2 separate regions of the Homo sapiens genome follow, and region 2 is linked to region 1. A link is a contact called in ENCODE Hi-C or POLR2A ChIA-PET data. All regions are on one chromosome and are shown on one strand. The core of a region is the stretch at or near the end of the contact, and the rest is flanking DNA. Distances in the headings are between cores, read along the strand shown.

Region 1 (5,778 bases), core at 2,728-5,227:
ATTTTATTAAATTTCAGTTATGTCTTTTTATGTTTATCTTTGTAATAGGGGTGTGCAGATTGAGAATTTAGTTTTATTAGACACAGTCTCACCCTATAAAGAAACAAAAAAAGAATGGGAGCTTATAGAAAATAGGAGAAAGAGGCTGTTAAATCTAACGTATCCCACTGTCTTCAGAAGCCTGGAATCTGAAAAGCTTCTTTGCATTTAGCTTCTAAATGTGGTGTTAATAAAAACATATATGCCCATTCTATATACCAGGCAGTGTGATATGCTCACACGTCATAGGTAGAGTGACATATTATTTCATTTAGGCTATCCCTCATTTTCCTGGTAGGGAAAATAAGACCTACAGGAGCTAAATCTAAAGTCACACAGCTAGTTAACTATGCAGAACTTGAGTTAATGACCAGGTGTCTCTGTCCAGTTTTCTTTTTACTTTACTTCAATACTGCCCAAGTTATTTTCTCTTTTCCTCCTTTTAAAAAAAGACAGCTTAGCAAGGTTTTTCTAAACTTGTTTTGTATATAATTATGAAAGCAAGTAGTTATGGCAGGGATGCATTCTCACATGAATATTAATTTAAATTATTGGGTAGCCTCCAAAAGGAAATAAAGAAGATTCTCAAAAATTCTGGAAAGGAAATCTTTCTCTCTGTAAATGATTTTTTAAAAAGTGTACTCATCAATGTTACTCAGAACAATACTCAAATTTCTTTGTGTGAAGATGCAAGCTTTTGACTGTGGTTATATTTTAGCATAATGGGATGAGTTTTTTGAAAGCAAGAGCATGGAAAGTTCATCATAATTGCTCCTGACTTTGATTTGTTTTTACTGTAGTCAATTTCCATTTAATTTTAAAAATTTCCATTTAATTCACTTTCAGAGGAACATTCTATATTTGAAATTTATTACAAAGATAAATGATAATAATATTCCATATGGCATTAAAAAAAACTTATTTGGCTGGGCACAGTGGCTCACGCCTGTAATCCCAGCACTTTGGAAGGCCGAGGCGGGTGGATCACACGGTCAGGAGTTCAAGACCAGTCTGGTCAACGTAGTGAAACCCTGTCTCTACTAAAAATACAAAAAATTAGCCGGGTGTGGCGGTGTGTGCCTGTAATCCCAGCTACTCGGGAGGCTGAGGCAGGAGAATCTCATGAACCCAGGAGGCGGAGGTTGCAGTGAGCCTAGATCACGCCACTGCACTCCAGCCTGGGTGACAGTGTGAGACTCCGTCTCAAAAAACAAAACAAAACAGAAAACTTACTTGGTTTTAGAGGGCCAGCAGAGATTAAGCTTAATCCTAATATGATGATAAAGAGAATCATGACCCAAAGGCCTTCTGAATTTCAAGAGTATTATATTCTAGATGTTTTTCACATTTTGTATTGTAATCCATTTTGTTTTGTATTGTAATCCATGTGTACATGAGGTCTAGAGTGGGCTCAACAAATAGCAGTCCTTCTTGACCACCCTGGTGGTAACAAAATTGGGAAAGAAAATGAAGAGCAAGTCAGATAGAGGCCAAAATATCACCTTTTATACTAATAGTAACAAAGTCAACGGATGTGGGTATGTGTGAAAGATAAGTGGGCTGCTGATGGAGCTGAAGAATGAGGTGGACTTACCTATCAATCACAGGCAATGTTCAATCTCCTCCCCAACTGGAGGGACGATCCCCCCTGGAGGAGAACCAGCTTCTGTGGGCACCTAGATCCAGAGAGAAGGACAGAGGTGTGCCAAGCCTACCCAACATACTCCTTCCACATTTACTAACTGTATTAGTAGCTCAGGCTGCCATAACAAAATACTACAGATTGGGTAGCTTAAGCAACAGAAATTTATTTCATATAATTCTGGAGGATAGAAACCCCAGATCAAGGTTTGGCAGAGTTGGTTTCTGGTGAGGGCTCTCTTCCTGGCTTGCCACTTTCTCACTGTGTCTGCTCATAGCCTTTCCTTAGCACATGCTCATGGTTAGAGGAGCAAAGTGTGAGGGAGGAGCAGAGCAGGGAACAACAGAGAGAGAGACACACACACACACACGCACACGAGAGAGAGAGAGAGCATACATGAGCAAACTCTCTGGTATTTTTTTTTTTTTCTTTTTGAGACAGAGTCTGGCTCTGTCGCCCAGGATGGAGTGCAGTGGTGTGATCTTGGCTCACTGCAATCTCTGCCTCCCGAGTTCAAGCGATTCTTGTGCCTCACCCTCTGGAACACCTGGAGTAGCTGGGATTACAAACATGCACCACCACGCCCAGCTAATTTTTTGTAATTTTAGTAAACAAGGGGTTTCCTCATGTTGGCCAGGGTGGTCTTGAACTCCTGGCTTCAACTGATCCTTTAGCCTCGGCCTTCCAGAGTGTCTGGTGTCTATTCTTATAAGGACACTAATTCTACCAGATCTGGGACCCACCTTATTTAACTTAATTATTTCTTTCCTTCCTTCCTTCCTTCTCCCTCCCTCCTTCCCTTCCCTTCTTCCTTTCTTTCCTTCTTTCTTTTTCTTTCTTTCTTTTCCTTTCTCTCTCTCTTTCTCTCTCTGTTTCTTTCCTTCCTTCCTTCCTTCCTTCCTTCCTTCCTTTTCTTTCTTTCTTTCCTGACAGAGTCTTGCTCTGTCCCCTGAGCTAGAGTGCAGTAGCACGATCTCGGCTCACTGCAACCTCTGCCTCCCGGGTTCACACCATTCTCCTGCCTCAGCCTTCCAAGTAGCTGGGACTACAGGTGCCCACCACCATGCCCAGCTAATTTTTTGTATTTTTGGTAGAGATGGGGTTTCACCATGTTAGCCAGGATGGTCTTGATCTCCTGACCTCGTGATCAGCCCGCCTCGGCCTCCCAAAATGCTGGGACTACAGGCATGAGCCACCGCACCTGGCCAATTAACTTAATTACTTTCTTTAGAGGCCCCATCTCCAAGTACAGCCACACCAGGAGTTAGGGCTTTAACAGAATAATTTGCGGCTACACAAACATTCAGTCCATACCAATAATCTACTTCCTATGGTTAGAGTGAGTTAAAGGGGTAGAGAGAGGCTGGGAATTACCCTAATTGGGCACCTTTAACTCGGAAGGGTTGAAGAAGAGACATCTCCACTGCATTATATATAATACCCAGCACACAATAATATTGTGTTAGTCAATGTAAGCCCATTTCCCAACCATTTTATGTAGATGTAAGTTTACTATGTTAATGTGTTTTCCTTAATATAAAATTTAATTTTTTAAAACATATTTTAAAAACTTCCAAAATATAGATTGTGTGTGTTATACTGCTTTTAGGTTTGAGAAAGATAAAAGATTTTGGTTTTTCTTGGTTGAGCACGGTGGCTCATGCCCGTAATCCCAGTACTTGGAGAGGCCAAGGTGGGAGGATTGCTTGGGCCAGGAGTTTGAGACCAGTCTGGGCAAGACTTGTCTCTACAAAAAATAGAAAATTAGCTGGACATGGTGGTGCATGCCTATAGTCCTAGCTACGCAGGAGGCTGAAGCAGGAGCATCACTTGAGCCCCAGGAGATCAAGGCTGCAGTGAGCTATGATCACACCATTGCACTCTAGCCTGGGCGACAAAAGAGCCAGATCCAGTCTCTTCAAAAAAAAAAAAGATTTAATACTTTTTATGTTTCAGTTTTGAGGATAGATGTTATAGACACTATGATTGTGTTACTTTCTTGTAACCACCAATAGGAGAGAGAAAGGGAAAGAGAAAGAGAAAGCAAAAAATATAATAAAAGTAGTTGTTTAAAGGAAAATTTAGTACAAATTACTTGAGGCTTGTTGTACTTATTAAGTAGGCATTTTAAGGACTCTTTTTCTTAAAATTGTAAGATCCTTGCCATTGAAGTCAATGTAGTGGGAGACATTTGGAAAGATGAAGGGTAACATAGAGACTGCTTTATTAGTGTCCTTACCATTCTTGCTTTAGTATGCAGCTGGGCATGGATTAGTCATACGCTGTTTACCTGAATTTAGGACTTTAGGAAGATCTACTCTGGCCCCCAGTGGCCAAATAGGTAAGTAGCACCAAAACCAGGATTTTTGTTTTCTCTTTCTCACCTGCTTCTTTTATAAGAATGGTCCTTCCAAAGTAGTTTCAGCTGGATGTGGTGGCGCGCGCTTGTAATCCCAGCACTTTGGAAGGCTGAGCCAGGTGGGTCAACTGAGGTCAGGAGTTCGAGACCAGTCTGGCCAATGTGAGGAAAGCCCATCTCTACTAAAAATACAAAAATTAGCTGGGTGTGGTGGCACACGCTTTTAATCTCAAGAGTGAGACTCTGTCTCCAAAAAAAAAAAAAAAAAAAAAAGAATCCTATAAAAGAAACATTATAAGTTGCATAAAGGATAACAATAAAACTGATAAAAATTGTACATATCTAGAAATAAAGAATAATAGTGTATAGATTCATTATTGCACAGGAGCTCTGATCACACTTTGCTCCTTGCAAAGGCTGTTTGGCTTTATAGCAGTAAGAAGGTATATGTAACATTCAGACCTCTGTTTGGGGAGTTTTATTTAAAGTGTATGGCGATTTTTTTCTTATTAGATTATCATTAGATAGCAAATCAAGCGCTCCTACTGGTTTCCCTAAGCACGTTCCAAAATCTTGGACTTGTCATATGTATTAAATGGGTAAAATAATGAATCTGTGTTTTTACTTTTTTAAAGTTGTGAAGTTATGAAGACGGTTGAAGTCAATGAACTGAAGTGACATTTGAAAAGGTCACAAAAAGTAAACCATCCCAGGAGACTGGGGATGTGTGTGTGGGTTTAGAGGGAGTGAGGGAGATTGCAGATCACTTTAAACCAAACATCATTTTATTTAGTGATAGTATATTGATCTACTATAGTAAGCAGGAGAAAGATAACAAGTCAATAAATCAATAAAAATATAACTACAAGTCAGGATAGGTTCTGTGAAGGAAATGAACAAGATCAACAGAATCACCTTTAGTTGTTTTCTTCCTTTGTGAATATTTGAATTATTTTTACAGTGAACATATAATACTTCTGTGTCAGAAAAAGCTGTTTCCCAGGCCTAATTGGAAAGTTACCTCACAAAGCTTAGCAAAATTGCCTAGTTTTGTGATTCATTTCTACGCTGAAGGAGCCATTATTTGAAACTGCAGTAAAGAGTTTTTGCCTACGTAGAGTATTGTTGAAGGGAGAAGCAAATCAATATCTATCTGATATCCATAAGTCCTTTATGCCTCTAGCAAAATAGGGAGACACAAATCATCCAATGAGGGATAAACAGCAGTAGTTGGGGATGAAGCCAGAGCTAGCAGAGTTTTTCTGATCCATAGACTATTGCCCTTTGATTTAACCTGACTAATATTGACAGATGCTTTACCCAGATCATTCTTAGAGCTTGATTTCTGAAACATGGGGAGCTTTTGCAGCAATTTTTATTCTGTATCGATGGGGCATCATCCTTGAGATAATAGTAAGTAATCTTGGTCCTGAAATCATTACAATTTCATATTGAATTGCTTTATGTTACTTCCTCTATTATGCCAGGCTTCTGTTCCTTGGTTTTTTTTTTTTCTTTTCTGTTTGGTTCTTCTAAGTTAAATTCCTTCTGGCGGTATAAAATAGATGTTAAGTTTATGTGCTCTGGAGCTGGAGTGGGTTCAAATTCCAGGTCAGTCACTCACTAGCCATGGAGCCTCGGCAATTATTTCTGTGATTCTGTTTCCCCATCTGGAAATAATGATGATAATACCACTTATCTCATAGCATTGCAGTGAGAATAAGATGAGTCAATACTT
Region 2 (5,456 bases), core at 2,567-5,066, 240 kb before region 1:
AAAAGTCAACATTAAGACTTTTTACCCCCTGCAGAAAAATGGAGTTTCAAAGGCAATAAACTCCACATTCTGAGAAACAGCAATATCCCACCAGTGTTCAACATACTTTTCCATAGATAAAATTTTCCCAAGGGTCCTTTCCTTAGACAAAGGAAGGTATCGTTTATAGATACAGTGTGCCAAATTCCAAATGTATGCACAATTAATTTTATAGATGTTTATCTGGCTTTGGCCTGTAATTTCAATATTTGAGATAAAATCCAATATTTATTTTCTATATCTTCCTATAATTGAGGACTCCAGAACTTAATTTAAGACTGTTCACATTACAAGGCTCTTTAGGATCTATAACCTGCTGCTCATCTCTTAGCTATACCTCTAGGCAGCCAGCCCCCTCGGGAATTGCTGCAAAGATACATACCCTCCATACTATCTAGGAGAATAATATCTGGACTATCTTGGTAGGTAAAATCACTTAAAACACTAGCTCCAGGGATACAGTAATCTCTTAAATTATCTAAATAGACTATGAATCAGAAGATGATAAGCAAGCCATCTTCATGAGACTCAGGGAGTATTTTGTCAATAAAAAACAATAAGGGAACATTTTCCTAAAACATAATGAATAATGATTCCTTGCTTATAACATAAAAACTTATAATCAACTGCAGTATGATTTCATTTTGAATGCAAAAAATGCTAACAGGTAAAATTTAAATTGTTTCTACCTGCATTGTGTGTCTCCCGGTTTTTCTTTCTGAAACAAAAAGTACAGATAAAAGGTAACATGAAAATAATGGGAAAGTATTTTTACCATTTTATACTTTAAGAATCACAAAAATAAATTTTATGAATTTGTATTTGTTGCAGCAATAAGAAACAATCTGAAGAAACATTTCCTTAATATATATTATGGTATGAAAATCTAATGGCAGAGAACCTCAATATAAATTTAGAAACCACAATTTCTGGAGGTAACTACAACTCTCTATTCTTCCATACCCAGAAGTCATAGGTGGGGAAATGAATCAATCACTGAAAAGCTTAATTAACTATTTCAAAATATAACTTAGGTGCTGGTAAATTCACGAAGTGATGTGCCAAGTAGGTGATATCTGATGTTTGTCCTGGCACCTGGACCAGTACGGGTGTGCGTGTGCAGGAGACACAAGCAACAGCAGAGTAATTTTGTAATCCCTAGGGAGGGAGATGTGGCAGCCAACAGCACCCGTGTACAGACAAGTGGCATCTGAGCTATCTTGTATTTGTGTACCTCAGGTTGTCCAAACTCTTAAATTTTCTTGAGAGCCAATCTACTAAAAGCATTGACTTTCCTTTTTATACACAATTACTCAAAACATTAGCATTCTCTAATAGCTATTTGGTAAGGAAAGAGAATCATGATTTTAATATTAGTAGAACCATTGGCCATGCAATTCTAAGCAGAAACATTGCTAAAGGTGCTAGAAACTCAGAAAAAAAGGTTATACAAAGAACCAGAAGTAACATTGTTCTGATATGCATATTAGCATTAATGGATTATAATGTCACAGAATGTCTATTCACACTGACTAGAGCCTAAATCAACTTAGGATATACAAAAATTAATACTATAGGCAAGTGAAAATGTCATTACAAACAAAACATTTAACATAGATTTGGTAATATATTAACTACTGACAGTCATTCTTGTTATATTGCTAGTAGAATAAGAACAGATAATTTTTTTTCTTTTTTTTTTCTTTGAGATGGAGTCTCTGTCACCCAGGCTGGAGTGCAGTGGCATGATTTTGGCTCACTGCAACCTCTGCCTCCCAGGTTCAAGCAATTCTCCTGCCTCAGCCTCCCGAGTAGCTGGAACTACAGGTACATGCCACCATACCCAGCTAATTTTTGTATTTTTAGTAGAGATGGGGTTTCATCATGTTGGCCAGGCTGGTCTTGAACTCCTGACCTCAGGTGATCCACCAGCCTCGGCCTCCCAAAGTGCTGGGATTATAGGCGTGAGCCACCACACCCGGCCAGGACAGATAATTTTTAACCATATACCTTTTTCAGTAAATCTGTATTTATCTACAAATATTTTTGGAGAGTAATAATTTCCTCGGTATCTAAATAAAAGTTCTCTAAGGACTACCTATGTAGCAAAATAGGAACTAATTCTGCTTCTTATCTGCCCAAAGCATATTATATTGGGGCTGTGGATACATACCTGTGCTGCTTTTTTGTAGGCGTCTCATTCTCTGTCATTTCTGGCATGGTTACAGTAATAGGAACCTACAGAAGGATAGAAAGACACACCAGAAAGCTTAGTCATTCTAGAATCTTACAAAAATTGGTCAATAGCAATTTGATTTGAATATTAAAATGCTAAAAAATAAAATTGACATTGAAAAGCATTGGATTAGGTGTTGCAGATAGAAAGAAGTATAAGAAAATAGCATAAAAGTACTATAATTAGCAAATGTAGAAAATGGTGAATATCAAATGTGAGGTATAGCCAGAAACTGCTTGAGAAAATTTGAGTAGAAAAAGATCACTGCAGGCTTGGAAATCAAGAAAAGCTTAAAGGGGATGTGAATTTGAGCAAGAGCTGGAAAGATAGGTAGAGCATAGTTGAGTTGGGAGAGTATGCTATTTGTTCATGTGAAGTGTTATACAGAATTTAAACTAAAACAATGGTTCCCTACTCTGAACACAAAAAAAACAAATGTGACAAGAGCACAAACATGTAATATTCCATACATGAAAGCAAGCATTCATTCACTCACTCATTTGTTGGGCATTAACTTCAAACTGCTAGAAGTCTCATATTATCATTTGACTGTCATTAAAATCTGGGTATGAAAATTCTATATATATTTCAATTATCAGGCTACTAAATAATACATGCACTATTGGAAAATATATACATATATGGAAAAGGCCAGAAAGCAAATACATTAATATATTAATCATAGTTAAGTAAGGGTAGTGATATTTTGGTGATTTCATTCTCTTCTCTGACTTTCAAAAATTTCATAATGAAAGCTGTGATGCTTTTATATCCCAGAGATTGACAACTGTATTAGTCCGTTCTCATGCTGCTATAAAGAAATACATGAGACTGGGTAATTTTTAAAGGAAAGAGGTTTAATTGAGTCACAGCTCCACAGTGCTGGAGAATGCCTCTGGAAACTTACAATCATGGTGCTCTGTCACCTCTTGAACATTTTGCTGCTTAGAAATTTCTTCCACCGGATAACCTAAATTCTCTCTCTCAAGTTCAAAGTTCCACAGCTCTAGGGCAGGGCAAAATGCTTCCAGTCTCTTCACTAAAGCATAGCAAGAGTCACCTTTGCTCTAGTCTTCAAGAAGTTCCTAATCTCCATCGGAGACCACCTCAGCCTGGACTTCATTGTCCACATCACTATCAGCATTTTGGTCAAAATCATTCAACAAGTCTCCAGGAAGTTCCAAACTTTCTCACATCTGCCTGTCTTCTTCTGAGTCCTCCAAGTCTCTACAAAGTTCCAAACTTTCCCACATTTTCCTGTCTTCTAATCTGAGCCCTCCAAACTGTTCCAACCTCTGCCTGTTACCCAGTTCCAAAGTTGCTTTCACATTTTCAGGTATCCTTATAGCAGTGCCCCACTCCCAGTACCAATTTACTGTGTTAGTCCATTGTCACGCTGCTATGAAGAAATGCTCAAGACTAGGTAATTTACAAAGGAAAGAAGTTTCACTGACTCACAGTTCTGCAGGGCTGGGGAGGCCTCAGGAAACTTACAATCATGGTGGAAGGGGAAGCAAACATATCCTTTACATGGCGGCAGGAAGGAGAAGTGGTGAGCAAAGTGAGGAAAGCCCCTTATAAAACCATCATCTCATGAGAACTCACTCACTATCACAAGAACAGCATGAGGGTAACGGCCCCCATGATTCAATTACCTCCCACTTGGGCCCCTCCCATGACACATGGGATTATGGGAACCATAATTCAAGATGAGATTTGGATGGGGACACAGCCTAACTATATCAACAACCTTTCAAAATGAGTCTACCAAGTTGGGATACCTGCTGTGGTACACTGGAGGAGGTGCAAGTGTGGTTTCCCATTTTTTTCTCCGAGAGAGAGAAAAAGTAGCAAGTATGAAGTCTGAAGTCAGAAAGCATGAGTTTAAAATCTGTTTCTGCCACTTCCTAGCTGTCAGGTCTTGGGCAAGTTACATGACCCTCAGAATCTCAGATGCTTCATCTACACCGTGAATCATAATAACAGTATTACATTATTGGATTGTTCCGAGCAGGGAATGAAATTTTGCGGGTACAGCACAAGACCACGTTACCTAGTAGTAATAAGGATTTAATAAATGTTAGCTTTAAATGTTAGTGAGATATTTCAGGTTAACTTTAGCCCTAGGGAGGAGGGAGAAGGGTCCTGGGAAATAAGTAGACATGAATGCAGGAAGGGGATGACAGAAAGCACTGACTGAAGCAGCCTGTCGAGAAATGTGTCATCAAGACCCATGTCCAGCAGCTTATTCCTATTCCACCTTTTCCCTACCATTTGTGAAGTACCTATCAGCCTAAAAGCAATGAGCTCACATTAGGTAAACATATGGTGATGGTGGGGAACATGTAATTAAATAAGTAAATGAATAATCCCTGTGACCTTCTCACCTAAGGGCTTGCAGAGTTTCTTCACTTTTGATTCCTGGCTTCCAATGCCTCCCGTTTCTGATCCAAATGTATCATCTTCTGCCAGAAGATGGTCTATGGGTTATGCTTTCTTCTTACTACACAAGAGAAAAATCAATGAATGTTTATAGTTGCTAGGTGTCCATTAGCACCGCGTAAGGCAAGGGCTGACAACCTATGGCATGCAAGCAGATTTTTAGTGCCACGAAGGATGATCCTGAATTCTCCCCACACTTGAAAGCAAATCAATGCAGTTGCTCTCAAAAGTCACTTTCCTATTGGTTACCGATGCTCCATCCCGACAAAGATGGTAGTCTTACAGCCAACGGATGGTCCCCAAGAGGGGATTCTCTGTTTTCTCTTATGCATGCTCATTGTACCTTAGGTCCTCACTAGCTGCTGGTTACTCAAAGTCCTCCACTTGGGTCTTACCCTAACTTCTGTCCTCAATTCTAAAATTATCTTTCCTTCAATTTCCTACCTCCTACTTCTCTCTTTTAAGAGTGCCTGAAAACTTACATAAGGACCTTCCCCTAAGGCACTAGGAAGACAGCCCTCAGACCTTTGCATTGCATGTGTTCTTTAAAAATGTAAATTTGGGGGCTTCATTCCAAACATGACAAATGAGAGGTCTGGGTAGGGCCCAGGAATTTGCACTTTCAACAACCTCCTTGGGTGATCTTCTCCCCTCCCCTCCCCTCCCCTCCCTTACTCTCCCCCTCCTTCCCTTCCCTTCTCCCTCCCTTCCTCCCTCGCTCCCTTCCTTTCTCTCTTTC

Evidence for each region. Hi-C counts contacts between places; a loop is a spot of excess contacts on that map. ChIA-PET counts read pairs that join two places held with the same protein, here RNA polymerase II (POLR2A). Pooled maps may share reads with other maps.
Region 2: a loop to region 1 is called in a pooled map, with 2.0 times the contacts of the local background. The contact joins two enhancer-like sites. A Hi-C loop is called at or near these places in 1 of 50 pooled maps. POLR2A ChIA-PET finds 5 or more read pairs at or near these places in 2 of 52 experiments (T-cell and activated B cell).

The regions. Positions count from the first base shown.
Region 1 is chr3:113,909,139-113,914,916 of GRCh38, forward strand. All of the region lies in intron 9 of GRAMD1C (GRAM domain containing 1C), which reads left to right. Among named protein-coding and RNA genes, the nearest start is that of ZDHHC23, 36 kb to the right of the region's middle. Within about 2 kb of position 3,978, at least 2 of the 41 ENCODE cell types and tissues checked have a DNase peak (open chromatin) inside an H3K27ac peak, as active enhancers do.
Region 2 is chr3:113,672,620-113,678,075 of GRCh38, forward strand. It overlaps USF3 (upstream transcription factor family member 3), which reads right to left. Exons shown (of 7, transcript NM_001009899.4): 2 at 4,663-4,778; 3 at 2,213-2,277; 4 at 729-757. The coding sequence starts at 2,259. Among named protein-coding and RNA genes, the nearest start is that of USF3, 21 kb to the right of the region's middle. Within about 2 kb of position 3,817, at least 2 of the 41 ENCODE cell types and tissues checked have a DNase peak (open chromatin) inside an H3K27ac peak, as active enhancers do.